Regions from separate parts of the Mus musculus genome. Here region 2 is linked to region 1. A link is a loop called in an ENCODE intact Hi-C map of the cell type or tissue named here. Cell type or tissue: heart. All regions are shown on one strand. Each heading gives the region's core, and the rest is flanking DNA. Links, peaks and the distances in the headings are about the cores only.

What was found. A loop is a pair of places that touch in the nucleus more often than their neighbours do. Peaks named below come from ENCODE experiments on the same cell type or tissue, not always from the same donor. Only the 100,000 strongest peaks of a DNase experiment are listed, where the experiment ranks them.
Region 2: a loop joins it to region 1, with 2.8 times the contacts of the local background. A loop is called at or near these places in 6 of 42 quality-filtered maps.

What each region holds. Positions count from the first base shown.
Region 1 is chr5:145,785,062-145,797,786 of GRCm38, reverse strand. It overlaps Cyp3a44 (cytochrome P450, family 3, subfamily a, polypeptide 44), which reads left to right. Exons shown (of 13, transcript NM_177380.3): 5 at 2,771-2,884; 6 at 2,964-3,052; 7 at 3,320-3,468; 8 at 6,045-6,172; 9 at 7,068-7,137; 10 at 9,266-9,426. Among named protein-coding and RNA genes, the nearest start is that of Cyp3a44, 14 kb to the left of the region's middle. In heart, for the core only: no CTCF peak of the experiment used is centred there; no DNase peak of the experiment used is centred there.
Region 2 is chr5:145,629,343-145,642,067 of GRCm38, reverse strand. It overlaps the pseudogene Cyp3a63-ps. Among named protein-coding and RNA genes, the nearest start is that of Cyp3a41b, 51 kb to the right of the region's middle. In heart, for the core only: no CTCF peak of the experiment used is centred there; no DNase peak of the experiment used is centred there.

The sequences.
Region 1 (12,725 bases), core at 3,765-7,764:
TCTCAAGGTGATTTAGCTTCTTCCTCTCTTTCCAAGCCCAGGAATCCTAAAAGTACTGCCTCTATCTGTTCTGTCCATTCATTGGCTGTTGTCATCTTTATTTACCAATTGGAGCCAACAGGGGGCAGGGTCCCTCAGTGTCTTATGAACAGGTACTCCTGTTAGCATTCTGGGGGATGAAAATTAGCATTATAACACAAGAAACATTAGGCCAAACCCATACAATAGTGAAGTAATCCTTTAAAAAAAATCCAAATACTAAATACTTTGTGTCCGAGGCTTAGGGAGATGGCTTGATCATTGGGTAATGGACCTGAGTTTGGATCCTCAGCATCCACCAAAAGCTGGGCAGAGTAGTATTCATGTGTGACTCTTGAGATGTATGTTGAAAGAGATAGATCTCAGGGAATTGTATGCTAGCTACTCTAGTCAAATCAGAGACTTTTACATTCACAGAGTGACCTTGCCCAAAAAATTCCATAGAGAGTTATAGGGGAAGATGCCTGACCTCTGGTCTCCACATGAGCACACTTGGGAATTTGTACCTGTAGGTTTATGGGAGGTCCTGCTTCTGATCCGACATAGGGCATGGTCACTGGGGAGTCCGGATGTGGGAAGTTGACCATGCTTAGCCCATGCTGTGGCCAGGTGGGTGTTGAGTGGTAGAGCAGCCCTGGAACACCATTCCAGGGGTGAGAATGCACAGTCTGAGGTGTGGGACACCAAGAAGTTGTTCATGGGTCCTCAAGCTTGCAAGGAAGCTGGAGCTGTCTGGGTCTCAGGCTCTTGGATATCCAGGCACCACTTGAAACTGTGGACTATCTGAGAATGGAGTGGGGGCCCCACAGGCTGGATCAAGCCTGGGGCCACATGTTGGGAAAAGAAAGGGGGCCCTGCGGAGGAAGGGGAAGGGAAAACCACACCCAGCCAGAGTTTTACCTACTCTCTGGTCTGTCAGGTGTGGGAGGGCTGCATGTACCTTCCACTCATTCCTGGGTGGGCATCTAAGCCTCCGACCCATTCTGCAGGGGATGGTGGCAAGGGGCAACCCTACCTGGGAGTCCCAGAGCAATTTAAGCCACTGGGGTTATGGGAGAGAGGGAGGAGGGAAGCGTGTCCCAACACTGATGAGAGTGAGTGCAGAGGATCTTGGCTGGAGTACAGGAAGGACTTCTAATGGGAGATTAGAAACGGCTCATTAGGAGAAAGCCTGTCCCAACCTCCAAGCCCAGTAGGCCTTGATGAGCACAGGCATTCTATGGTCTAAGAGCTTTATTGTAGAAAGGCAGGGAGGAAGAGAAAAGAGAGAGGGGGGCTAGAGAGATAGAGAGAGTAAGAGAGAGGAGAGAGGAGAGGAGAAGAGAGGAGAGAAGTAAGAAGAGAGGAGAGGAGAGGATAAGACAAAGAGAGAGGAAAGAAGACAAAGAGAGAGGAGAGGGAATGAGAGTGAGGAGTAAGAGGGAGACAAGTAAGAGAGTGAGAAGTAAGAGCATAAGATAGCGAGGTGGGGGCCTAACAGCCCCTTTTATGGTCTTTACTGTTGCTAGGTAACTGGGTAGGAGTTTAGCCTGAATGTCAGAAACTTGGGCCATTTCCTATGTGACTTCTAGCCATGCTTCTCTTGTGGAGGCTATGGGGGGTGGTAATTTATTCAGGCTTCAGAGTTCCAGGAGCATAAGGGAATGCTTACCATGTCATGAAGTTGAATTATCACCCTTTGGGGTTCAGACCTCAGCTCAAGTGGAGACTAGCCTGACTTTGCATAGCCCAATTCCCCACAGCTAGGGGATAAAGGAAGGAGCTCTGGCTGGTTCAGCAGGGAAAGTCTAGCTGCATTCTTGAGCTTAGACTGGGTGGCACCCATATGTGAGAGCACAGAGAGAGTTTCTACAGGATATTAGATGGTGGCTCTATAGGCAAAGGCCTTCTGCATGGCTCCCCATGGCAGATCCAAATAAAGAAAGGAAGTCCAAGGTTTTAAGACATTTATTATCAAAGCAAAAAGTGGATTGTGAAACCATACCCCACTTCTCTGGTTTGCCTAAGGTTAAATATATTTTGCAGAGAGGAGAGTCTGGGAAAGAATGCTTATTGGATAAGCCCTCCAGGCCTTTAGGTACCTCACTAAAATGAAGATCTCTCTTGAGCCTATGTGACCACAGGTCATGTCCTGTACATATGGAGAGGCTTCGGGCATTGCCCTTATGTGACTGAGGCCACAAACCTATGGGGGCTACGACTAGTGACAGGGTCCTGATGCCCAGTAACCAGTGAAGCACCTACAGTCTTTTCATAGTATCTGGGACTTCAAGCATTAGTTCAACCGGGGACCAAGCTACCTTTCATTGTTCTACATGCACCAGCACTCATATGTACACACCACCCCCCCAACACACACACACACACACACAGAGAGAGAGAGAGAGAGAGAGAGAGAGAGAGAGAGAGAGAGAGAGAGAGAGAGAGCAAAGACATCCTCTTCACATTGTTCATGTTGTAAATACAGAGCTGGAGAACTTGTCTGATACAAAATTAACTTTCTAAATTTCTCCAAGCCAAACTCCAACCACACAGTTCTAGAGATCGACTAAGGCTTGTTTTCACCTTGTTCCCAACCCCTGGACATAATTTTCCAACCACAGTGAAATTTCTTTTTAAAAGAATCCTGGAACATAAAGGGCTGAAACCACAATAGGAAGATGAGTACACAGTTCATTTCTCATAGGCTGTGAGGCATTCTGAGGGTTCTTTTTTTCTTTTTTGACTCTAGGAATTTGGCCCAGTGGGGATAATGAGTAAAGCTATCTCAATATCTAAGGATGAGGAATGGAAGAGATATAGAGCTTTGCTGTCCCCCACATTCACCAGTGGAAGACTCAAGGAGGTGAGTGAAATTCTTTTAACTGCAGCCTGAGTTACTGGAGTCTCCATCCTAACTGTGGATGCTTCTCTGTTTTGTGTAGATGTTCCCTGTCATTGAACAGTATGGAGACATTTTGGTAAAGTACTTGAGGCAAGAGGCAGAGAAAGGCATGCCTGTTGCTATGAAAGAGTGAGTGCTGGTCCATCACTGTGGTTCTGGGAGAGGAGGGGTAACTGGGGTGCAGCTCACATGGTCCAGGTGCTTGTCCTTTCCCCATCTAGTGATGACATTATACACAGTTTAAAGGGAAGAAATGTGACAGTAAGAAGTTTGCAGTGATATAGAGTAGAACAGCTGGGAAGGGCTTGGTCCATACTGAGGTGCATTTAACTGTCTCCTGAGATTTCTTTTACAGTCTCTGGCACATGTTAAATTCCTATGCCTCTCTCTCCTCAGTGTGTTAGGTGCTTACAGCATGGATGTGATCACCAGCACATCATTTGGAGTGAACGTGGATTCCCTCAACAACCCAGAGGATCCTTTTGTGGAGGAAGCCAAAAAGTTTTTAAGAGTTGACTTTTTTGATCCTTTGCTCTTCTCAGTAGGTGAGTGGACAGTTCTGGATTTTGATCATTGCTGTTGTCTGTGGCCTTGTTTGTCTTTCTGCATTTCTCTTCCTCAATTTCTCCAAATGATCAGCTGTAGTGGTGTGTAGTTCACCTGTCATATAATTCATCGCCTAAAGGCACAGTTCAGTATTTTGAGAACATGTAGCCAGATTACCTCTTTTTTCTAACTTCTTTTTTCTTTGAGACAGGGTCTTACCATGTAGCTCTAGCTGGCCTGGATATAACTGTGTATACCAGGCTGGTCTTGAACTTACAGAGATCCCTGTACCACTACCTCTTGAGGGCTGCAATTACAGTGTGCAGCCCTGAGTCCCGGGTTTATTTTAGAATTATTTTTTGCATAAATACTAATTAGTATAAATACAAATTGTACACTCTGTAAGTCCAGAACTCTCCATGGTTTCAATAACATACATTCATAGCATCTGTCTCCATTACACCCACTGCTAACTCTTACTTTTCACATTGCTTAGACACCCAATACATCTTCCTCCCAATTTCCTGTCCTTTTCTCTGCTTTGGTAGCTAGTCGAGTCCATTTGGTGCTGCATGCTAGGATTCTGACCAGTATTATTGGCTTTGTATGCTGCAGGCAGTCAGTTCAAGAGATGGCAATGTCATGTCCACAATACAGCATTTCACAGTCCTCATTCCTGCCTCTGAATTAAGTTCCACATCCCTTTTCATGATCTTCCATGAGCCTTGATGTGTGGGGTGCTGATATAGATGCTCCATTTAGGGCTCAGCACTCAACAGCTCCTTATTCTCTGTCTCTGATCTCTTTGGGATCAGCATTTACTGAAGGCACCCTGACCCATAAACATGTTCAATCAAATAGGACTTTGTTCTAGCCATGTTGTAACTTTCAAGCAATATTGACCTAAGCAAGAACCAGTTCACTTGCTCTGTAACTGTTTATTCTGGACATTAAACATCAATGGGATCATAGACTATCTTGTCTCTGTGACATTCCTCTTTTATTTAGCACTATATTAAATGGATCAAGTGTCACCATGTCCTGTGTCCATGAGTAATTTATTCTCCCTATCTTTTTATGGACATGGAAGTTAGTCTCACATGTTTGCCATGAATTTCTCTGCCATGAGCCTTCATAAACTAGATTATGTTTAAGTATTTAGTTTTATGTTTGAGGGGTTATATTTAGAATCAGCATTGCTGAGTCAAAAAGTAACTGAATTTTTAACGTATTAAGCAACTGAACATACATTGTCTATAGTAGATCTGGCTACTGTACACATAACTATCTGCCATAAACACAGGTCTTAGACATTTTAATATATGATTTTAGATCTTCTTCCTTTCTGTCTCTGTCTCTGTCTCTCTGTCCCTCTGTCTCTCTCTGTCTCTCTCTGTTTCTCTCTGTCTCTATCTGTCTCTGTCTGTCTGTCTGTCTGTCTGTCTGTCTGTCTGTCTGTCTGTCTCTCTCTCTCTCTCTGTCTCTCTCTCAATTTTTAGGATCAGAGTTTTTTCTGTCTATCTTTGGGTATCTCAGAACTCACTCTGTAGAATAGGCTCAACCTGCCCCTGCCTTTTGAGTGCAGGGATTAAGGCAAGCACTACTACTTCCTGGCTAGGTATTCTCATACATAGCTTAATTGCTTAATAATTTTTTATAAGATTTTTTTATTTTTGTTTTCTGTGTATGGGTGTACTACCTGCATGCATGCAGTGCCTAAAGAGGCCATAATGGAGTCTTGAATCCACTTGTATTTAAATTACAGTTGGTTGAGAGCAGCCATGTGGATGGTGGGAATAAAACCTAGCTCTTCTGAGAGTGCCAATTGTTGGGGGTTTTGTATATATATTCTGGGTACAATTAACCATGGTGTGTTATTTGGGGTTTTAATACTTTCCCTATCAAATATATTTCCATACACAGCTCATGTGTCCCTATGCCTACATTTCATCCTTGTCACCTAGTATCCTCTGTTTCTCCTTTTAAGCATTGTAGGATAAATATATTTAGACCTTTATACATATTTATTCATAGAGGCTAGAATCTGGAAGTATGGGAAAGTATGTGATCTTTAATTCTTCCTGCTTTTTTGTTACCTGTCTTTTAGCTTGGGTTTTTCTTTTTTCTTTTTCTGAGAAGGGGTTCTCTGTGTAGCCTTGACTGTTCATGTGGGTGTACATGCACATGCAAATGCCTTGGTGATTGTGTGTCATGTGGAGATCAGAGGACAGCTAACAGCATTTGGTTCTTTCCTTCTACGGAGTGGGATCCATCGATCAAACTCAGGTTTTAGGCTTGCCTGGAGAAACTTGTGCTATTGATCCATCTTAGTGGCTCCTGAATTTTCTTTCTGAATCCAAATGAACTCCAGGAGCAGAGTTAAATTTAAGAGTCAGTCCACAGCTTTGGCTACTACATAGCACAGAAGGAGAAGTATTGTGCTGACCCAGTGTGACCAAGTTCACAGAGAGAATCACTTCTGTTTGCTACACTGGTCATTTATTCTAGAGATTGCTTCATGATTTTTTAAATAAATTTTCCATTTCAATTAAAACTTATCTTTTTTCTTTTCTAGTACTTTTTCCATTACTGACACCAGTATATGAGATGTTAAATATCTGCATGTTCCCAAATGATTCAATAGAATTTTTCAAAAAATTTGTGGACAGAATGCAGGAAAGCCGCCTGGATTCTAATCAGAAGGTAAAAGGTGGTGGTTTCATGAGAGTTTCAAAGTTTGATAACATGTTGGGCTGTGAACAAATAAGCTGTATGCTAGTGGCAGATAAAAAAGGCTATGTTTAGAGAGAGAAAATATATTCATGTTTTCTCATAGAGGAGAAGTTGGAGTTTTAACAAGTTGGTTGAGAATAATCTAGAAATGAATCCTTAGCAATAGGGATGAAAGCTAGAACATCCTGCATTAGGACTGAAAAAAAATTGGCATGGTGCTAGACCTGAACAAGGTCAAGACTGTCAGAACTCCAGTGAGGATGGGAGAGGATCTCTGTATGCAGTGCTCTTTGCTCAGGGTCAATTGCCAGTTCATAGCTGTGGGTGGAGGGTGTGAACATAGGTAGGTTTCCCATGAGGCATTGGATGGCCTCATAGCCATTCACATATGCACAACACTAGTTGGACATAGTGGGTGACTAAGAAGAGGGCATGGAGTGTGGAGGAAGAAATGTTACAGACAGTATAGAAGGAATTGTTTGGAGGAAACATTGGGGTGGAGATGACCATATCTGATTGAGTATGAGTATGAAACTTCAATAACAAATAAAAATGATCAAAAGGGGGGGATAATATTTTCATCTCTTTCAAAAACATTTTTAGAGAATAAAAGTTCTTGTTTAAAATTTTATCTATTGTAATTTATTGTAAAATTGGATGATGTGGAAACTAGATTCTTCCTAATTAGTCCACTCTTACTTTTGTTCCTTAATGACTCTAACCATATAACCATAGCCACAGTTGTGAATTTGAGGGAACCACCTTCTCAGAGGGAGAGAATTAAGGTTCTGCACTTGTGATCCACTTCTGACCTTTGAACTTACCATTGACCTTCCATTTTTGTAACCTCTCTCTCTGCTTCTAGCACCGAGTGGATTTTCTTCAGCTGATGATGAATTCTCATAATAATTCCAAAGACAAAGACTCTCATAAAGGTAAGCAAGCCCTTCCTGGTCTATAGACAAGGAAACTCTTGGGGACCAGGTGGGTTGCTCAGAAAATATGCGAGGAGGTTTTTCTAGGTAGAGGGAAAACACTGTTGATTTGCTGAAAGACAGGCATGTCTATTATCAACATGGAATATTCTGGATTCACATGGGCAAAAGTTTACTCCTAACAGGAAGGGTGGCCATCATGGACATTTCCAGTGTTCTGTCTGTTACCTGGGTGAGCACATGTGCTGATTGTGTCTTTCCCGGCACAAAATCTCAGAGCTCAGCCTAGACATCTGTGTCTAAACATCCAATCAGGGGCATGGACCCAAGTGGTGTTGAAGTTCTCTGGGACCCCTGTTGAACACGTACGTGTTCTCTAGCCTAATCCATGGTAAAGATAGACTTCATTGTGTGATGTATAAGTAGCTTCTGGAGAAAGCCTCTTTGTACAAATGGATTTGTCCTTTTCATTCTTTTAAGTATTTAAAACCACTCATAGTTGGGCAGTGATGGAGCATGCCTTTAATCCTTGTACTTGGGAGGCAGAGGCAGGTGGATCTCTGTGAGTTCAAGGCCAACCTGGTCTACATCAGATTCCATGATAGGCATGGCTACACAGAAAAACCCTATCTCAAAAACACATAAAATTCTCACTTACAGATTTTTATCTTCTTTGTGTAGTACATGTATGTGCCAGAGTATGTTCATAAGTGCACACTTTTAGGTGTATGTACACAGAAAAGATGAAGGCATCCACCAGTGTCTTATCAATCTCTCTCTGACTCATTTCCTTGAGACAGGGTCTTTTTTTTAAGCCCACGACAAAGTTGACTGCCAATAGGTCCCTACAATCCACAGTGTTGTGGTTAAAAGTATGTGCTGCCCCACCTGACTTTTTACATGGGGAGTGAGGACTCAAACTCTGGTTTACCCATTGAGTCATTTTTCTAGCCTCCCATTTGTGGTAATTTTTTAATTTATAATCATTATTATCATCATGACTGATAGCATTCCAGTTCCAGATTTTAGTCTATAGATGTGCACCAGTAACTAATGGAAAGGGAGTCTTCCATTCTTACATATCTGATTGTTTCCCATACACTCACTTGCTTATATGTAGTGTGTCCCCATGTTTAATATTTAAAGTGGCAGGTACTTTGTGTTTCAAGCCCTTTCCTATCTGCCCACTTGAAACCCTTTGACGTGATCAGCTAACTTCAAGTTCTTTTATACCTCCTCCTCCTTTTGCTACAGGCTCCTATGTAGCACAGGCTGATATACATTCACAATGTGCCTGAGAATGACCTTTAACTCCTGAGACTACAGACATGTAGAATTTTTCCATCACTGGCTGTTTTCTTTCCTGTCAATCTTCCAGTGTAAACAAGAATATAGACATTGTCACACTTGATTCACAAAGTGCTGGGGACTGAACCCAAGGCTTCACGAACACTAGGGAAGTACCGCCATCTACTGACAACATCTCAGTCCTTCTGTTTAGTTTTTGTTTGCTAAAATAATTATTCACTTTTAAAATAGGCACCAATTGTGAATTTATAGTCCAGTGTCAGTTTAGTAGCAAGCACTTACACTAAATGGGAGCTAAAATTTGCAAACAATAGGATTAAAGCACTCATGGTAGAAGATGTACTACTGCCTGTACATTTGTAGACTCCAATGCCATCTTCTGGCCTCCCTGGACAAACACACATAAATAAATGAAAATTTAAAATATCTCAACCTATACCGGGGACCTTCTATAACTGCTTCTCTAGGGGTTTCTGACCTCCATGGACACCCTCCCCACACATGTGGCACCCTCCACACAGATACACACAAACAGAAATACCCATAAATTAAAATAAAATTTACAAACATGAATATTCATATCTTGAAACTGCCCACGGAGGATTGTGAGAGTCAGCAGAAACACTAGGACAACCTGCCTGTAGCTTTCTTTTCTTTTTCTGGATGTGTCATTTGCTGTCATGGTGATGACAGTCTCAGTGTGACTGAACAGCATTTCCATAGTCTGTCCAGGTAAATGGGGACTCATTTGATTTTCTCCTCATCTCATCTGTGATAGCACATCATGACTGACTCACCTAAAATGTATTCTTACTTTCAGCCTTTTCTAACATGGAGATCACAGTCCAGTCAATTATCTTTATTTCTGCTGGGTATGAAACCACCAGTAGCACACTTTCCTTCACCTTGTATTGTTTGGCCACTCACCCTGATATCCAGAAGAAACTGCAGGCAGAGATCGATAAGGCTCTGCCCAATAAGGTGAGATAATGGTGTAGAAGGGAAAATGAGAAATTGTCAACAAAGACACAATTTGGTCACTTGCAATGGTGTGTGTGTCTGTGTGTGTGTGTGTGTGTGTGTGTGTGTGTGTGTGTCTGTGAAAGAGAGAAAGCGACAGACAGAGACAGAGACAGAGAGAGTCAGAGAGACAGAGAGCAGAATGGAGAGAGTGTGTGTGAGAATCAGGGAGAGGGGGATAGAGAGAAAGTTTTTGTGTATATGTGTGTGTGAGAGAGTGTGTGCCTGTGTGTGAGACAGAGAGAGAAAGAGAGTCTCTGTGTGTGAGGAAGAGACAAACACTGTGTGAGTGAGGGGGAGTGTGTGTATGTTGTGTGTGGCGGTGTATATGTATTTTTTTCTCTGTATGAATTTTGTGTGAGTGAGTGAGTGAGTAACCATTCACATCACTGAGCCAACCTTCCGATTCTAGTGATTTTTTTCTTTACATATATGTATGTATGTATGTACATATATGTGTACTTATATATGCGTATTAGTGTATAAATGTACAGGGTCATGTGTGCTGCAGCATGTGAGTGGAGGTCAAAGGATAACCTGAAGGAATTTGTTCTCTTTCTGCTGCTTGAGTTTTAAGAGTCCAAATCAGGTCAGTAGGCTCAATGGCAGACACCTTTGCTCTCTGATCTGTCTGAGCAATGCTTCATAATTTGTAACAAGAGCACAGCACTGGTTTTTCCCAGAACCATTTAGAAATTATCATGAACATGACACATATGGAGAAATGGGCAATAAAGACTTTCATGGCAATAGAAGGTTGTTGTGACACAGAGCTGGGCCTGGTATGTCTGTTATCTAGAACCACAAGAATACCAAGCAAGCAACATGCACACAACCTGTGTGATGTTAAAGATATGAATTTAACATATAACTCTCTAAATGATTCTATGATAGTGCTAGTTCTGCCATGTTGTCCCTGCTGAATACTGAGAGAGGCTAACCTTGGCCTAGATTAATCCGTGTGGGTTTACTCAACTCTGTGCCATTATTTCCCCTATCTCTTTATGGTTATAGTAGAAAAAGCCAAGGTGTGAGCCTTGGTGTTTAAATCATCCCACCTCTCTATGTATATGTTTGTGTGCATATGTGTGTGTATAGGTCATAGACCTACATTGTGTACATTTCTAAACCACTTTCCGCCATGTTTTATGATACAGGCTCTCTCACCAAACCTGGAGCTTATGGAATGGATTGGGTTGTCTAGCCAATGCGAACCAGGCAAAACCTGTCTCAGTCTACCTACTGCTGGAATTAGAAATGGGTGCCACTGTGTCAGGCTTTATAATGATTTGTATCTGAACTCTCGTCCTTAGGCTTTCATAGTAGACTCTTCCCTAATTGAGCATCTTCCAGGCCTCCAGTGACAGTCATTCCATTTGTAAGGAGCTTGAGAGATGGCACAATGGTTAAGAACACTTGTGCTCTGCAATAGGATCCATTAACATTTGAGTCCCAGCATGAAAATGACGGCTTTCAACTACTCTAACTCTGGTTGCAGGAGATCTGATACCCTCTTTTTGCTTCTGTGGGCACTGTACATATATGGTGTGCATAAACATATACAAGCAAAATATCTACACATATGAATTAAAACAATCTTAGAAACCTTTTATTTTAATTTTTTTATTAAATTTTTTCCATTTTTATTAGGTATTTAGCTCATTTACATTTCCAGTGCTATATCAAAAGTCCCCCATACCCACCCACCCCCACTCCCCTACCCACCCACTCCCCCTTTTTGGCCCTGGCGTTCCCCTGTACTGGGGCATATAAAGTTTGCATGTCCAATGGGCCTCTCTTTCCAGTGATGGCCGACTAGGCAATCTTTTGATACATATACAGCTAGAGTCAAGAGCTCCGGGGTACTGGTTAGTTCATAATGTTGTTCCACCTATAGGATTGCAGATCCCTTTAGCTCCTTGGGTACTTTCTCTAGCTCCTCCATTGGCAGCCCTGTGATCCATCCATTAGCTGACTGTGAGCATCCACTTCTGTGTTTGCTAGGCCCCGGCATAGTCTCACAAGAGACAGCTACATCTGGGTCCTTTCGATAAAATCTTGCTAGTATATGCAATGGTGTCAGCATTTGAATGCTGATTATGGGGTGGATCCCTGGATATGGCAGTCTCTACATGGTCCATCCTTTCATCTCAGCTCCAAACTTTGTCTTTGTGACTCCTTCCATGGGTGTTTTGTTTCCAATTCTAAGGAGGGGCATAGTGTCCACACTTCAGTCTTCATTCTTCTTGAAATTCATGTGTTTAGCAAATTGTATCTTATATCTTGGGTATCCTAGGTTTGGGGCTAATATCCACTTATCACTGAGTACATATTGTGTGAGTTCCTTTGTGAATGTGTTACCTCACTCAGGATGATGCCCTCCAGGTCCATCCATTTGCCTAGGAATTTCATAAATTCATTCTTTTTAATAACTGAGTAGTACTCCATTGTGTAGATGTACCACATTTTCTGTATACATTCCTCTGTTGAGGGGCATCTGGGTACTTTCCAGCTTCGGGCTATTATAAATAAGGCTGCTATGAACATAGTGGAGCATGTGTCCTTCTTACCAGTTGGGGCATCTTCTGGATATATGCCCAGGAGTGGTATTGCGGGATCCTCTGGTAGTACTATGTCCAATTTTCTGAGGAACCACCAGACTGATTTCCAGAGTGGTTGTACAAGCCTGCAATCCCACCAACAATGGAGGAGTTTTCCTCTTTCTCCACATCCACGCCAGCATCTGCTGTCACCTAAATTTTTGATCTTAGCCATTCTGACTGGTGTGAGGTGGAATCTCAGGGTTGTTTTGATTTGCATTTCCCTGATGATTAAGGATGTTGAACATTTTTTCAGGTGCTTCTCTGCCATTCGGTATTCCTCAGGTGAGAAATCTTTGTTCAGTTCTGAGCCCCATTTTTAAATGGGGTTATTTGATTTTCTGAAGTCCATCTTCTTGAGTTCTTTATATATGTTGGATATTAGTTCCCTATCTGATTTAGGATAGGTAAAGATCCTTTCTCAATCTGTTGGTGGTCTTTTTGTATTATTGACTGTGTCTTTTGCCTTGCAAAAACTTTGGAGTTTCATTAGGTCCCATTTGTTAATTCTCGATCTTACAGCACAAGCCATTGCTGTTCTGTTCAGGAATTTTTCCCCTGTGCCCATATTTTCAAGGCTTTTCCCCCACTTTCTCCTCTATAAGTTTCAGTGTCTCTGGTTTTATGTGAAGTTCCTTGATCTACTTAGATTGACAAGGA
Region 2 (12,725 bases), core at 3,050-7,049, 160 kb after region 1:
CCATAATACTGAGAAGCATCCCAACACCAGATATTGACATATACTAGTATTTTTAATATTTTATGTCTTTTTCAAGTCAGGGTTTATCTGTGTATAGCCCTGGTTGTCCAGAACTCGCTTTGTGAACCAGGCTGGCATTGAACTCAGGGATCTGCCTGCCTCTGGCTCTGGTGTACTGCAGAGGTATTGGAGATTCCTGGACCTGGTATTAGAGGTGATTGTGAGCTACCCAATGTAGGTGTTAGGATCCAAACTTAGGTCCTCTTCAAGAACAGCATGTGCTCTTAACTGTGGACTCATCGCTCCAGACCCTTGCAATATTTCAAATATGCAAATTCATAGAAAATGGTATAGGCAATTCTCACATATACACATCTAGATTTGCCAAATTTCCACTTATTATTTCTAAGTGTGGTGCCTTACAGAGCTGGTTTGTCTTGAAGTGGCTCATTGTGTCTTGAATGACATTAATTATCATTTTCCAAAGACTCCATTGAGTACATGGTCAGAATTCCTAAGCTGAACTGGGAACTCCTGTGACCATGTATTGTATAAGCAGAATGAGGGTCTTGAAGCATTGGGATCAAAGTCAGGGTGCGGCTCTCATGTCAGAACGTGGTACATCAGCTGTCTTCCCACCACAGGTTGTTTGATGGTCAAATGCCTCTCTTTGTCATCACGGACCCATAGATGATTAAGAATGTTCTAGTGAAGGAATGTTTTTCTGTCTTCACAAACCGGCGGGTAGGTCACATTGGTTTTTCATACATTCATATAAATATACATATATACGTACATGCACACGCACACACACCCGCACTTGCACAGGCACACACACACACACACACACACACACACACACACACACATATGAATATATATATTCATTTTACATCCTAATTGCAGCACACTTCCCGCTTTTCCTCCCAGTCCTACCCTTACTGATTCCTCCGCCCATAACCCCTTCCTCTTCTCCCCAGAGAAGGGGAAGTCCCCCTTGTGTACCACCTTCCCTGGGGCATCCACCAGCATCAGGACGAAGTGTATCTTCTCCCACTGAGGCACTACCAGGCAATCCAGATAGGGGGAGGAGTTCTAGTGGCTAGCAACTGATTCAGAGACAGTCCCAGCTCCAATTTTTAGGAGATCCACACAAAGACCAAGCTGCACACTGATGTGTAGGGAGCCTAAGTAAAGCCACTATAAGTAATTTGGTTGGTGATTCAGTCTCTGTGAGACCCCATGGTCCCAGGTTATTTGACTCTGTATGTCTTCTTTGGGGTCTCTGACCCTTCCAGCTTACACAATTCTATCCCTGACTCATTCACATGACTCCCCAAGTTGTAGATGATGTTTGGCTCAGGGTCTCTGTCTTAGTCAGGGTTTCTATTCCTGCACAAACATCATGACCAAAATGCAAGTTCAAAATGAATGGGATTATTAAGCTTACACTTTCCACATTGCTGTTCATCACCAAAGGAAGTCAGGACTGGAACTCAAGCAGGTCAGGAAGCAGGAGCTGAAGCACAGGCCATAGAGTGACAATCATTACTGGCTTGCTTCCCATGGCTTGCTCACCTTGCTTTCTTATAGAACCCAAGACTACCAGCCCATAGATGGTACCACCAACAAGTGCCCCTTCCTCTTGATCACTTATTAAGAAAAAGCCTTACAGCTGGATCTCATTGAGGCACCTCCCCAGCTGAAGCTCCTTTCTCTGTGATAACTCCATTTTGTGTTAAGTTGACACAAAACCAGTCAGTACAGCCTCTGCATCTGTTTTCATGTGTTGCTGGATGAAGCTTCTCAAGAGTCAGGTATGCTGGGTCTCTTCTAAAAGCAGAGTATCATTTCTAATATCACTTACACACTGATAAAACACACACACAAACAGACAGATATATGCAACACACACAGAGACACATGCATAGAGACAGACATAATGACATAACACAGGAAGGCAGACACACACAGATACTGTATACAGATAGACACATAGAGACAGACAGACATACAGAAAGACATACAGACAGGAAAACACACACACACATACCATACACACACACACACCAGCTAATTTCAATATGCCTTGGCTAGCTTAATAGTTTGGTACTTCTAATCTTTCCTGAGGCTAGCAAACATTCCATTCTGGTATTCCAGAGTTAACATTCTTTAAAATCAGTATTTCAACTCTGCTACTTCAGACCCAATTGGGAATGTGGTCACTAGAGCCACTTATCTGAATTCTTACATGGCTGACCTGTCCTATGCCCCTCTCAAGGTGATTTAGCTTCTTCCTCTCTTTCCAAGCCCAGGAATCCTAAAAGTCCTGCCTCTATCTGTTCTGTCCATGCATTGGCTGTTGGCATCTTTATTTACCAAATGGAGCCAACTGGGGGTAGAGTCCCTCAGTGTCTTATGTATAGGTACTCCTGTTAGCATTTTGGAGGATGAAAATTAGCGGTATAACACAAGAAACATTAGGCCAAACCCATACAATAGTGAAGTAATCCTTTAAAAAAAATACATATACTAAATACTTTGTGTCCGAGGCTTAGGGAGATGGCTTGATCATTGGGTAAAGGACCTGAGTTTGGATCCTCAGCATCCGCCAAAAGCTGGGCAGAGTAGCATTCATATGTGACTCTAGAGATGTATGTTAAAACAGCTAGATATCAGGGAATTGTATGCTAGTGACTCTAGCCAAATCAGAGACTTCTATATTCACAGAGAGACCTTGCCCAAAATATTCCATAGAGAGTTATAGGGAAAGATGCCTGACCTCTGGTCTCCACATGAGCACACTTGGGAATTTTTACCTGTAGTTTTATGGGAGGTCCTGCTTCTGAACCAACATAGGGCATGGTCACTTGGGGAGTCCGGATGTGGGAAGTTGACCATGCTTAGCCCATGCTGTAGCCAGGTGGGTGTTGAGTGGTAGAGCAGCCCTGGAACACCATTCCAGGGGTGAGAAAGGAAAGTCTGCGGTGTGGGACACCAAGAAGTGGCTCAAGGGTCCTCAAGCTTGCAAGGAAGCTGGAGCTGTCTGGGTCTCAGGCTCTTGGATATCCATGCACCACTTGAAACTGTGGACTAGCTCAGAATGGAGTGGGGGCCCCACAGGCTGGATCAATCCTGGGGCCACGTGTGGGGAAAAGAAAAGGGGGACCCTGGGGAGTAAGGGGAAGGGAAAACCACACCTCGCCAGAGTTTTACCTATTCTCTGGTCTGTCAGGCGTGGGAGGGCTGGATGTACCTTCCACTCATCCCTGGGTGGGAATCTAAGCCTCCGACCCATTCTGCACGGGGTGGTGGCAAGGGGCAGCCCTACCTGGGAGTCCCAGAGCTACTTTGCTAAAGCCACTGGGGTTATGGGAGAGAGGGATGAGGGAAGCGTGTCCCAACACTGATGAGAGTGAGTGCAGAGGATCTTGGCTGGAGCACAGGAAGGAATTCTAATGGGAGAGTAGAAACGGCTCATTAGGAGAAAGACTGTCCCGTTCTCCAAGCGCATTAGGCCTTGATGAGCACAGGCATTCTATGGTTTAAGAGCTTTATTGTAGAAAGGAAAGGAGGAAGAGAAAAGAGACAGAGAGACAGAGAGACAGAGAGGGACAGAGAGAGACAGAGAGAGAAGGCTAGAGAGATAGAGAGAGTAAGAGAGAGGAGAGAGGAGAGGAGAAGATAGGAGAGAAGTGAGAAGAGATGAGAGGAGAGGAAAAGACAAAGAGAGAGGAGAGGGGGTGAGAGTGAGGAGTAAGAGGGAGACAAGTAAGAGAGTGAGAAGTACGAGCATAAGATAGCGAGGTGGGGGCCTAACAGCCCCTTTTATGGTCTTTACTCTTGCTAGGTAACTGGGTAGGAGTTTAGCCTGAACTTCAGAAGCTTGGGCCATTTCCTATGTGACTTCTAGCCATGCTTCTCTTGTGGGGGCTGTGGGGGTGGTAACTTATGCAGGCTCCAGAGTTCCAGGAGCATAACGGAATGCCTAACATGTCATGAAGTTGAATTATCACCCTTTGGCGTTCAGAACTCAGCTCAAGTGGAGACTAGCCTGTCTTTGCATAGCCCAATTCCCCACAGCTAGGGGATAAAGGAGGGAGCTCTGTCTGGTCCACCAGGGAAAGTCTAGCTGAATTCTTGAGCTTAGGCTGGGTGGCACCCATATGTGAGAGCACAGAGAGAGTTTCTACAGGAGATTAGATGGTGGCTCTATAGGCAAAGGCCTTCTGCATGGCTCCCCATGGCAGATCCAAATAAAGAAAGGCAGTCCAAGGTTTTAAGACATTTATTATCAAAGCAGAAAGTGGATTATGAAACCATACCCCTCTTCTCAGGTGTGCCTAAGGTTAAATATATTTTGCAGAGAAGAGAGTCTGGGAAAGAATGCTTATTGGATAAACCCTCCAGGGCTTTTAGGTACCCCAATAAAATGAAGATCTCTCTTGAGCCCATGTGACCACAGGTCATGTCCTCTACATATGGAGAGGCTTGGGGCATTGCCCTTATATGACTGAGGCCACAAACCTATGGGAGCTACAACTAGTGACAGGGTCTTGATGCCCAGTAACCAGCGAAGTACCTACAGTCTTTTCATAGTTTCTGGAGCTTCAAGCATTAGTTCAACCAGGAACCAAGCTACCTTTCATGGTTCTACATGCACCAGCATTCATATGTACATACACACACCCACACACACACACCCACACACACGGAGAGAGAGAGAGAGAGAGAGAGAGAGAGAGAGAGAGAGAGAGAGAGAGTGAGAAGACATCCTCTTCACATTGCTCAAGTTGTAAATAGAGAGCTGGAGAACTTGTCTGATAAAAAATTAACTTTCTAACTTTTTCCAAGCCAAACTCCAACCACACAGCTCTAGAGATGGACTAAGGCCTGTTTTCACCTTATCCCCAACCCCTGGACATAATTTTCCAACCACAGAGAAATTTCCACTTAAAAGAATCCTGGAACATAAAGGGTTGAAACCACAATAGGAAGATGAGTACACAGATCATTTCTCATAGGCTGTGAGGCATTCTGAGGGTTCTTTTTTTCTTTTTTGACTCTAGGAATTTGGCCCAGTGGGAATAATGAGTAAAGCTATCTCAATATCTAAGGACGAGGAATGGAAGAGATATAGAGCTTTGCTGTCCCCCACATTCACCAGTGGAAGACTCAAGGAGGTGAGTGAAATTCTTTTAAGAGCAGCATGAGTTACTAGAGCCTCCATCCTAATTGTGGATGCTTCTCTGTTTTGTGTAGATGTTCCCTATCATTGAACAGTATGGAGACATTTTGGTAAAGTACTTGAGGCAAGAGGCAGAGAAAGGCAAGCCTGTTGCTATGAAAGAGTGAGTGCTGGTCCATCACTGTGGCTCTGGGAGAGGAGGGGAAATGGGTGCAGCTCACATTGTCCAGCTGCTTGTACTTGCCCCTTTAGACACTAGATGACATTATACACAGTTTAAAGGGAAGAAATGTGACAGTAAGAAGATTGCAGTGATAGAGGGTAGAATTACTGGGAAGGGCTTGGTCCATACTGAGGTGGCTTTGACTGTCTCCTGAGAGTTCTTTTACAGTCTCTGGCACCTGTTAAATTCCTATGCCTCTCTCTCCTCAGTGTATTAGGTGCTTACATCATGGATGTGATCACCAGCACATCATTTGGAGTGAATGTGAATTCCCTCAACAACCCAGAGGATTCCTTTGTGGAGAAAGCCAGAAAGATTTTAAGAGTTGATTTTTTTGATCCTTTGCTCTTCTCAGTTGGTGAGTAGACAGTTCTGGATCTTGATCATTGCTGTTGTCTGTGGCCTTGTTTGTCTTTCTGCATTTCTCTTCCTCAATTTCCCCCAAATAATCAGCTGTAGTGGTGTGTAGTTCACCTGTCATATAATTCATCGCCTAAAGGCACAGTTCAGTATTTTGAGAACATGTAGCCAGATTGCCTCCGTTTTCTAACTTCTTTTTTTTCTTTGAGACAGGGTCTCACCATGTACCTCTAGCTGGCCTGGATATAACTGTGTATAACAGGCTGGTCTTGAACTTACAGAGATCCCTGTACCACTGCCTCTTGAGGGATGCAATTACAGTGTGCAGCCCTGAGTCCCGGGTTTATTTTAGAATTATTTTTTGATAAACACTAATTAGTATAAATACAAATTGGACACTCTGTAAGTCCAGAACTCTCCATGGATTCAATAACATACATTCATAACATCTGTCTCAATTACACCCACTGCTAACTCTTACTTTTCACATTGCTTAGACACCCAATACATCTTCCTCCCAATTTCCTGTCCTTTTCTCTGCTTTGGTAGCTAGTCGAGTCCATTTGGTGCTGCATGCTAAGATTCTGACCAGTATTATTGGCTTGGTCTGCTGCAGGCAGTCAGTTCAAAAACGGGCCATGTCATGTCCACAATACAGCATTTCACAGTCCTAATTCCTTTCTCTGAATTAAGTTCCACATCCCTTTTCATGATCTTCCATGAGCCTTGATGTGTCGGGTGCTGATATAGACACGCCATTTAGGGCTAAGCACTCAACAGCTCCTTATTCTCTGTCTCTGATCTCTTTGGGATCAGCATTTACTGAAGGCACCCTGACCCTTAACCATGGTCAATCAAATAGGACTTTGTTCTAGCCATGTTGTAACTTTCAAGCAATATTGACCTAAGCAACAACCAGTTCACTTGCTCTGTATCTGTGTATTCTGGACATTAAACATCAATGGGATCATAGACTATCTTTTCTCTGTGACATGCCTCTTTTATTTAGCACAATATTTAATGGATCAAGTGTCACAATGTCCTGGGTCCATGAGTAATTTATTCTCCCTATCTGTTGATGGACATGGAAGTTAGTCTCACATGTTTGCCATGAATATCTCTGCCATGAGCCTTCATGAACAAGATTATGTTTAAATATTTAGTTTTATGTTTGGGGGTTATATTTAGAATCAGCATTGCTGAGTCAAAAAGTAACTGAATTTTTAATGTATTAAGCAAGTGGACATAAAATTTCTATAGTACCTGTGCTACTGTACACATAACTATCTGCGATAAACACAGGTCTTAGATGTTTTAATATATGATTTTAGATCTTCTTCCTTTCTGTCTCTGTCTCTGACTCGGTCTCTGTCTCTCTCTCTGTCTCTGTCTCTGTCTCTCTCTCTCTCTCTCTCTCTCTCTCTCTCTCTTTCTCTCTCTCTCTCTCTCTCTGTGTGTGTCTCTCTGTCTGTCTCTCTGTCTCTCCCTCAAATTTTAGGATCAGAGTTTTTTCTGTCTATTTTTGGGTATCCCAGAACTCACTCATAGAGGAGAAGTTGGAGTTTTAACAAGTTGGTTGAGAATAATCTAGAAATGAATCCTTAGCAATAGGGATAAAAGCTAGAACATCCTGCATTAGGACTGAAAAAAAAATTGGCATGGCGCTAGACCTGAACAAGGTCAAGACTGTCAGAACTCCAGTGAGGATGGGAGAGGATCTCTGTATGCAGTGCTCTTTGCTGAGGGTCAATTGGCAGTTCATAGCTGTAGATGGAGGGTGTGAAAATAGGTAGGTTTCCCATGACGCAACGGGTAGCCTCATAGCCATGCACATATGCACAACACTAGTTGGACTTAGTGGGTGACTAAGAAGAGGGCATGGAGTGTGGAGGAAGAAATGTTACAGACAGTATAGAAGGAATTGTTTGGAGCAAACACTGGGGTGGAGATGACCATATCTGATTGAGTATGAGTATGAAACTTCAATACAAAATAAAAATGATCAAAAGGGGGGATATTATTTTCATCTCTTTCAAAAACATTTTTAGAGAAAAAAGGTGCTTGTTTAAAATTTTATCTATTAGAATTTATTGTAAAATTGGATGATGTGGAAGCTAGATTCTTCCTAATTAGTCCACTCTTGCTTTTGTTCCTTAATGACTCTAACAACGATAGCCACAGTTGTGAATTTGAGGGAACCACCTTCTCAGAGGGAGAGAATTAATGTTCTGCACTTGTGGTCCACCTCTGACCTTTGAACTTACCATTGACCTTCCATTTTTGTAACCTCTCTTTCTGCTTCTAGCACCGAGTGGATTTTCTTCAGCTAATGATGAACGCTCATAATAATTCCAAAGACAAAGACTCTCATAAAGGTAAGCAAGCCCTTCCTGGTCTATAGACAAGGAAACTCTTGGGAAGCAGGTGGGTTGCTCAGAAAATATGCGAGGAGGTTTTTCTAGGTAGAGGGAAACCACTGTTGAGTTTCTGAAAGACAGACATGTCTATTATAAACATGGAATATTCTGGATTCACATGGGTAAAATTTCACTCCTAACATGAAGGATGGCCATGATGGACCTTTCCAGTGGTCTGTCTGTTACCTGGGTGAGCATATGTGCTGGTTGTATCTTTCCCAGCAAGAAATCTCTAAGCTCAGCCTAGATATCTGTGTCTAAACATCCAATCAGGGGCATGGACCCAAGTGGTGTTGAAGTTCTCTGGGACTCCCTGTTGAACATGTGTTCTCTAGCCTAATCCATGGAAAAGATAGACTTCATTGTGTGATGTGTAAGTAGCTTCTGGAGAAAGCCTCTTTGTACAAGTGGATTTGTCCTTTTCATTCTTTTAGGTATTTAAAATCACTCATAGTTGGACAGTGATGGAGCATGCCTTTAATCCTTGTACTTGGGAGGCAGAGGCAGGTGGATCTCTGTGAGTTCAAGGCCAACCTGGTCTACATCAGATTCCATGACAGGCACGGCTACACAGAAAAACCCTATCTCAAAAACACATAAAATTCTCACTTACAGATTTTTATCTTCTTTGTGTAGTACATGTATGTGCCAGAGTATGTTCATAAGTGCACACTTTTAGGTGTATGTACACAGAAAAGATGAAGGCATCCACCAGTGTCTTATCAATCCCTCTCTGACTCATTTCCTTGAGACAGGGTCTTTTTTTTAAGCCCACAACAAAGTTGACTACCAATAGGTCCCAACAATCCACAGTGTTGTGGTTAAAAGTATGTGCTGCCCCACCTGACTTTTTACATGGGGAGTGAGGACTCAAATTCCAGTTTTCCCATTGAGTCATTTTCTAGCCTCCCATATGTGGTTATTTTTTTAATTTATAATCATTATTATTATCATGACATTATCATTCCAGTTCCAGATTTTAGTCTATAGATGTGCACCAGTAACTAATGGAAAGGGAGTCTTCCATTCTTACCTATATGATTGTTTCCCATACACTCACTTGCTTATATGTAGTGTGTCCCCATGTTTAATATTTAAAGTGGCAGGTACTTTGTGTTTCAAGCCCTTTCCTATCTGCCCACTTGAAACCCTTTGATGTGATCAGCTAATTTCAAGTTCTTTTACAACTCCTCCTTCTTTTGCTACAGGCTCCTATGTAGCACAGGCTGATCCACATTCACAATGTGCCTGAGAATGACCTTTAACTCCTGAGACTACAGACATGTAGAATTTTTCCATCACTGGCTGTTTTCCTTCCTGTCAATCTTCCAGTGTAAACAAGAATATAGACATTGTCACACTTGATTCACAAAGTGCTGGGCACTGAACCCAAGGCTTCATGAACACTAGGGAAGTACCGCCATCTACTGACAACATCTCAGTCCTTCTGTTTAGTTTTTGTTTGCTAAAATAATTATTCACTTTTAAAATAGGCACCAATTGTGAATTTATAGTCCAGTTTCAGTTGAGTAGCAAGCACTTACACTAAATGGGAGGAAAAATTTGCAAACAATAGGATTAAAGCACTCATGATAGAAGATGTACTACTGCCTGTAACTCTATGTTTGTAGACTCCAATGCCATCTTATGGCCTCCCTGGACAAACACACATAAATAAATGAAAATTTAAAATATCTCAACCTATACAGGGGACCTTCTATAACTGCTTCTCTAGGGGTTTCTGACCTCCATGGACACCCTCCCCACACATGTGGCACCCTCCACATAGATACACACAAACAGAAATACTCATAAATTAAAATAAAATTTACAAACATGAAAATCCATATCTTGAAGCTGCCCACAGGGGATTGTGAGAGTCAGCAGAAACACTAGGACAACATGACTGAAGCTTTCTTCTCTTTTTCTGGATGTGTCATTTTGCTGTCATGGTGATGACAGTCTCAGTGTGACTGAAGAGCATTTCCATAGTGTGTCTAGGTAAATGAAAGCTCATTTGATTTTCTCCTCATCTCGTCTGTGATAGCACATCATGACTGACTTACATAAAATGGATTCTTACTTTCAGCCTTTTCTAACATGGAGATCACAGCCCAGTCAATTATCTTCATTTCTGCTGGGTATGAAACCACCAGTAGCACACTTTCCTTCACTTTGTATTGTTTGGCCACTCACCCTGACATCCAGAAGAAACTGCAGGAAGAGATCGAAAAGGCTCTGCCCAATAAGGTGAGATGATGGTGTAGAAGAGAAAAGGAGAAATCTCAACAAAAACACCGTTTGGTCACTTGCAGTGGTGTGTGTGTGTGTGTGTGTGTGTGTGTGTGTGTGTGTGTGTGTGTGTGTGTGTGTGTGTGAAAGAGAGAAAGCAACAGAGAGAGACAGAGACAGAGAGAGTCAGAGAGAAAGAGAGCAGAATGGAGAGAGTGTGTGTGAGAATCAGGGAGAGGGGGATAGAGAGAAAGTTTGTGTGTATATGTGTATGTGAGAGAGTGTGTGTCTGTGTGTGAGATAGAGAGAGAAATAGAGTCTCTGTGTGTGAGTGAGAGACAAACACTGTGTGAGTGAGGGGGAGTGTGTGTATGTTGTGTGTGGGGGTATATATGTATTTTTGTCTCTGTATGAACTTTGTGTGAGTGAGTGAGTAACCATTCACATCACTGAGCCAACCTTCCGATTCTGGTGATTTTTTTTCTTTACATATATGTATGTATGTATGCATGTATGTACATATATATGTACTTATATATGAGTATGAATGTATACATGTATGGCGGCATGTGTGCTGCAGCATGTGAGTGGAAGTCAATGGATAACCTGAAGGAATTTGTTCGCTCTTTCTGCTGCATGAGTTTTAAGAGTCCAAATCAGGTAAGTAGGCTCAATAGCAGGCACCTTTGCTCTCTGATCTGTCTGAGCAATCCTTCATAATTTGTAACAAGAGCACAGCACTGTTTTTTCCTAGAACCATTTAGAAATTATCATGAACATGACACAGATGGAGAAATGGGCAATAAAGACTCTCATGGCAATAGAAGGTTGTTGTGACACAGAGCTGTGCCTGGTGTGTCTGTTATCTAGAACCACAAGACTACCAAGCAAGCAACGTGCACACAACCTGTGTGATGTTAAAGATATGCATTTAACATATAACTCTCTAAAAGATTCTATGATACTGCTAGTTCTGCCATGTTGTCCCTGCTGAATACTGAGAGAGGCTAGCCTTGGCCTAGATTAATCCGCGTGGGTTGACTCAACTCTGTGCCATGATTTTCTCTATCTCTTTATGGTTATAGGAGAAAAAGCCAAAGTGTGAGCCTTGGTGTTTAAATCATCCCACGTCTCTATGTATATGTTTATGTGCATATGTGTGTGATAGGTCATAGACCTACATTGTATACATTTCTAAACCACTTTCCACCATGTTTTATGATACAGGATCTCTTACCAAACCTGGAGCTTATGGAATGGATTGGGTTGTCTAGCCAATGAGAACCAGGCAAAATCTGTCTCAGTCTACCTACTGCTGGGATTAGAAATGGGTGCCACTGTGTCAGGCTTTATAATGATTTGTATCTGAACTCTCATCCTTAGGTTTTCATAGTAGACACTTCCATAATTGAGCATCTTCCAGGCCTCCAGTGACAGTCATTCCATTTGTAAGGAGCTTGAGAGATGGTTAAGAACACTTGCTGCTCTGCCATAGGATCCATTCATATTTGAGTCCTAGCATGAAAATGACGTCTTTCAACTACTCTAACTCTGGTTGCAGGAGATCTGATGCCCTCTTTTTGCTTCGGTGGGCACTGTATTTATATGGTGTACATAAACATATACAAGCAAAATATCTACATATGTGAATTAAAACAATCTTAGAAACCTTTTAAAATGAATTGTAACTAAGTCCTTGAGCCTCTGAACTTGACTTTGAGGATGCTGAGAACTCAACACTAGACACAGTTGAAAATTAAATTAAAATTGCACCACAAATCTTTTTTCTTTCTTCCCAGGTACCTCCCACCTATGATAGTGTGATGGAGATGGAATACCTGGATGTGGTGCTTAATGAAACCCCCAGATTTTATCCCATTGTTACTAGACTTGAGAGAGTCTGTAAAAAAGATGTTGAACTCAATGGTGTGTATACCCCCAAAGGGTCAACGGTGATGATTCCATCTTATGCTCTTCATCATGCACTGGCCAGAGTCTGAAGAATTCCAACCTGAAAGGTACTAGAACCTTAGGAGGAGGAACCCACTCTGTCTTCTGCAAGCCTGTGGATACTATGATGTCTCTCATAGGAAGATGATCTAAGTATGATTTTACAAACATTTGCATTGTGTGAGGAGAATGGCAGAAAAAGAGAAGAAAAGAGAGGAGAGCGGAAGTGAGACTGGCAGAACGTCTGACTAATTACACACAGAATCTTTACCTCCTTCTTTCTCAAGTAGTTAATGACCCACTTAAGTGTGTGGCAGGAACCCATTTTTTCTCCAGTTAAAATAGTATGTATTTT